2 separate regions of the Homo sapiens genome follow, and region 2 is linked to region 1. A link is a loop called in an ENCODE intact Hi-C map of the cell type or tissue named here. Cell type or tissue: psoas muscle. All regions are shown on one strand.

Region 1 (2,500 bases):
AATGCTAAGCCAGAGATATAGAAAGGTCCTATTGGGTCCTTCTGTCACCTTGTCTTTCCACATCCCTACCCTTCACAGGCCTTCCCTCCAGCTTCCTGCCCCCGCTCCCCACTGCAGATCCCCTGGATTTTGCCTAGAGCTAAACGAGGAGATGGGCCCCCTGGCCCTGGCATGACTTGAACCCAACCACAGACTGGAAAGGAGCCTTTCGAGAGTGGATCACTTTGATAAGAAAACACATAGGAATGAAGAGAAGTCCACAAATGGCCACCCGTGCTGGTGCTCAAGAAAAGTTTGCAGAATGGATAAATGAAGGATCAAGGAATTAATAGATGAATAATTGAATGGTGGCTCAATAGATGACTTCATGAATGAGTCAGAAAATAAACTTCCAATCTTGAGGCAAAACTGAATTTTAGCATTTCCAATGCTTGTGCTTGTTCATTGAACACCATGTTCCCCAGAAAATTCTCTACAAAGATGTTCATTTTTTTAAGTTAAAAGTACTTAAAAGTTCACTGGGAATTTTGCAATGCAGTTGAGAAAACTGGAGCTGCCTAGGGGAATTTCAGCATTAGGGCTTGAAATTACTCACCCAGGAGAAATCCCAGTATAATCTGCCCTCCCATTAGTGGTAGGAGAGAAGCTCCAAGTTCCGAGGCTTCTCATTTTACCAAACAGGTGTACCACCCTTATCACTAACTAGCAAGTTAAATGTGAATCAAATTACCGTGTTCTATCACCAATGCAGTGCTTCCTACTGAAGAGGCGACCGCAGGAAATCCTTCGGTGTTGCAAACAATTGCATTCCAGCATGTTCTGTCAACATGAATGTTGTGCCGTAAAGAGGAAAAGGATCAGAGAGGAAAGAGGCTGTGTGGTGCAGAGGCCTATCTGAACAGCTGATTTTCTACATGCCCTTGAAGGCTCCCTGGTTCTCTGAGATAAACTGGCTGAAGCTTTTGACTTTGGGATTTAGTTGGTGGGTGAGATTGACATCTCGGTCTGGCTTCATTTCATAGAAACGACACATATTGGCTATTTCCTTTGCTGCAGGGAATCCCAGCTTCTCGAAAGCTTCCGGGGTAATCTTTTAAGAACAAATAAGAAGACAGAAAATGTTATAGCCCATACTTAAAATAGTTTGAAATGACATTATTCACCTTAATGATGACACAGGTCCATAATTCTTTTTTTTTTTTTTTTAAGACAGTGTCTCACTCTGTCACTCAGACTGGAGTGCAGTGGTGCGATCTCGGCTCACTGCAACCTCTGCCCTCCGAGTTCAAGTAATTCTCCTGCCTCAGCCTCCTGAGTAGCTGGGATTACAGGCACCCGCCACCACGCCCGACTAATTTTGTGTATTTTTGGTAGAGATGGGGTTTCGCCATGTTGGCCAGCCTGGTCTCAAACTCCTGACCTCAGGTGATCTGCCCGCCTCTGCCTCCCAAAGTGCTGGGGTTACAGGTGTGAGCCACAGCACCCAGCCAGGTCCACAATTCTTTAGCCTAACTCCAAAATCCAAGAGACTCTAAAGTTTTTTTTCCCCCATAAGCCATTTGGCAGCAAACTGACCTTTTTGAACTAAATTAGTGGCAAACCTGATCTAACTATGTGAAGCTATTTATGGTCTTTAATCATACCATTTAGTGGAAACATTCAAATATTTGCCTGCAGAGATATAGATGTGTTTGATTACAGGTTCCTGCTCCAGCCCGTGCTGGTGATGTTATATATGTAGACAATAACCTATCTAAAAGCCGAAAGATTCCTAAAGCTGAATTGTTTCTGGCCCCAAGCCTTTTGGGTAAGGTACTGTAGATCTGTACCAGCCTTCATGTGAATAGCACCTCACAGTGCTCTTGCCTATACTTCCTCTTCGTATTCCCCCACCAGCCCTCTGAAACCGTCCACCCACCTGGGCCTCCATGCGGCATCAAGATCCCCCCTCTCTGGCACCAGGCTCTCCTTCTCACCTGGCTGATGGCCCATCCATCCTCGCTCCCTTTCTTGGTTAGAGGTCTGTATTTTACCTCCAATTGCCCCAGCCTTTGCCAAGGCCAGGCCCAAGCAGAAATGGAGCCCATCCCACGCCAACTGAGCTGCCTTCTGTCACCTTCCATAAAATCCACTCCTTGAATCCTTTCTAACACTAACTAGATCCATAATTCCCCCTACTGAATTAGCTAAAAATCATTTCTATTGGATCCAGTATAATCTGTCTTTAGCCCTCAGAGATAAACTCTGACTTTGCAATTTTACTTGGCCTTTAAAAAAGGTGACAGACACAAACAACTTAGGCAAAACAATGATTGTCACATGCATTCATAATAATGAGAAAATTAAGAACAACCTACATGGCCAACAATACAGAAATGGTAGAATTAATTGTGGTACATCTACTCTCAGAACATAATGCAGTTTAATGTTTTTGGAGAAGTTTAACAAAATAGAAAAATTCTCATAACATTAACTGAAAAGGCCAGAAACAAAATGGTAC
Region 2 (2,500 bases), 260 kb before region 1:
GAGTGAACGGGACCTAGGAACTCTATGCTATTTTTGCAACTTAATTGTGAGTCAAAATATTCCAAAATAAAAACTATTTTAAAAAGAACTAGTATGGAAAGTCATTTCCAGAGACTCATGCTCAGCCCCAGACACAGGCTCCTGATCTCTAACTGCTCACAGACTCTCAGTCTCCCCAGAGGGCAAAGGCTTTCCCCTTCACTCACCCCTGAACTATCTATCTGTTCTCAGCGGGTCCGGGCTAGAGTGAAATAGCAAGGACTCCAGAGTCAACTGGCATAGGCTGTAAGAGTATTGGTGGTGCTAGCTCATCCCCCTGGAGGCAGTGTTGAGCCTCTGTTGGCTCCGCGGATGTGACCTGGAGCCCCACCATGCGATAGATAGAGTCCCAGGGTTGGCATGACTCAGCGAGTGCATGCGTGCGTCCCTTCCCTCCGCACTGCACTGTCATGACCACTCACCAAGGATCTGCTTTGTCTCTTTCACTTTCAGGACGCTTCCATTGCACACAGATTCCATGTGATGAGAGAGAAACATCCTGAAAAATTCAACAGCAGGTAAGCTGCAGGCCCGGCTGCGCTGCCACCCACCCAGTGTGGCCCTGGCGGAACAGAGGCCTTTCACCTGCTCTCTGGAAATTTTCCCAGCCAGGGCCGCTGGGGACTTGGCCTTCCTGCCACTTGCCGGAAGGAGGGTTTCCATTTCCAAGAAAAAAAAAAGTGTCAGAAACTTGGCGCAGGCTAACTGCCTGTCCTCTCCCAAAGGATCTGTGCAGAGGGCAGGGCTGGAGGGCAGGAGGTGGGTATGAAGGGCCTGCTTTTGCAGGGGAGGAGGTGGGAGGGCGTCTGCCCTTGTCTAACTGGAACCCCCGTCCTGAGTCTCTGCTGCTTCCAAGTACAGCGCCTCCAACCCCAGCCCCTCATGATTCTTTTGGGGAAGAGCAGGGAGGCTGGAAGAGACCCTAGCTTCTGTCGGTCTCAAATGGGAGGAGGTGGCAGCTCCGGGACTTGGACCAGGAGGACCAGAAGGGTGTCTCCTTTGCCTCCCCCGACAGCAGAGGGCAGCAGCAGAGAGGTACCTGCAAAGGCTGGAGACCCGGAACCCACTAAGTCCCAGCCTCAGCCTGGGCACTCTGTGAAGTCACCAAGTTAGGTTCAAAAATGAAAGGAAAGAGGAAACCAGATCATTTGCAAGAGAAAGCAAACCCTTCTTCCTTGTAGGATGAAATTTGCCAGAACTTAGTTGTGACTGACGTATAGCTACCCCTTTCTCCCTCTTTCCTTCTTTGTCTGTATCTTCTCATTAGTCAATTTTCATTCTTTCTTTCTTTTTCTTTGTTGTACTATTTCAAGATGACCACTATTTCAGACACTGTTCCCACCCCAACCCTAGGTAGGTTGGGAGAAGAATGGATAATGATTTGGACTTTGTTTTTGAGCCTAAAGGTGTTGACTTTTATTTAGCCCACAGAATTGTCTTTTTATTTATTTATTTATTTATTTATTTTTGAGATGGAATCTCACTCTGTCACCCAGGCCAGAGTGCAGTGGCGTGATCTTGTCTCACTGCAACCTCCTCCTCCCAGGTTCAAGCGATTCTCCTGCCTCAGCCTCCTGAGTAGCTGGGACTACAGGCGTGCACCATCATGCCTGGCTAACTTTTGTATTTTTAGTAGAGATGGGGTTTCACTATGTTCACCAGGCTGGTCTCAAACTCCTGACCTCAAGTGACCCGTCCTCCTCGGCCTCCCAAAGTGCTGGGATTACAAGCAAGAATTGTCCTTAAAAGAGAGGTTAGAGTGTTCATTGAAGACATTCATTTAAAGCCCAGGACCCATCATTTTCATCACTGGCCATTTTCATTCCTACTCTTTGTCCTGACCCCACAGCCTGAGAAGTCAACCAAGAAGAAGGAGGTCTTTTTAGAGGTCAGAAACTGAACACTATAGCTTCAGAAAGAGCGATCTGTGGGATCCGATAGCAGCTGAACGAACCTTTTAGGAAGTGCATCCTGCCACAGCATCTTCTTGCTCTCACACACACAGACTATACACACTCACTGCACACTAGGAACACGTGTACTTCCAGCCCCTGATACTATAGTCACAAACTTACAGTTCAGATGATCTCCTCTAACGGTCTTTTGCACTCCCAGATACACACAAACCACTTTTTTAAAAAGTACTCCTCTTCAACCCATTCCTCAGGCTTTTAAGGTCCTCTTTTCACACAAGTATCTTTTTTTTTTTTTTTTCATGGAGTTTCGCTCTGTTGCTCAGCCTGGAGTGCAGTGGCGCGATCTTGGCTCACTGCAACTTCCACCTCCTGGGTTCAAACAATTCTTCCGTCTCAGCCTCCCAAGTAGCTGGGATTACAGGCACCCACTACCACACCCAGCTGATTTTTGTATTTTTAGTAGAGACAGTGTTTCACCATGTTGGCCAGGCTGGTCTCGAACTCCTGACCTCAAGTGAGCCACCCACCTCAGGCTCCCAAAGTGC

Evidence for each region. A loop is a pair of places that touch in the nucleus more often than their neighbours do. Peaks named below come from ENCODE experiments on the same cell type or tissue, not always from the same donor. Only the 100,000 strongest peaks of a DNase experiment are listed, where the experiment ranks them.
Region 2: a loop joins it to region 1, with 8 times the contacts of the local background. A loop is called at or near these places in 94 of 110 quality-filtered maps.

What each region holds. Positions count from the first base shown.
Region 1 is chr3:185,978,248-185,980,747 of GRCh38, reverse strand. It overlaps the pseudogene NMRAL2P. Among named protein-coding and RNA genes, the nearest start is that of TRA2B, 41 kb to the right of the region's middle. In psoas muscle, no CTCF peak of the experiment used is centred here; no DNase peak of the experiment used is centred here.
Region 2 is chr3:186,240,561-186,243,060 of GRCh38, reverse strand. DGKG (diacylglycerol kinase gamma) reads left to right here. Exons shown (of 25, transcript NM_001346.3): 20 at 493-557. Among named protein-coding and RNA genes, the nearest start is that of DGKG, 120 kb to the left of the region's middle. RefSeq lists an enhancer at 758-807. In psoas muscle, CTCF peaks have their summits at 328 (motif pointing left) and 1,051 (motif pointing right); DNase peaks (open chromatin) are centred at 370 and 1,050; H3K4me3 peaks cover 1,697 bases; H3K27ac peaks cover 2,300 bases.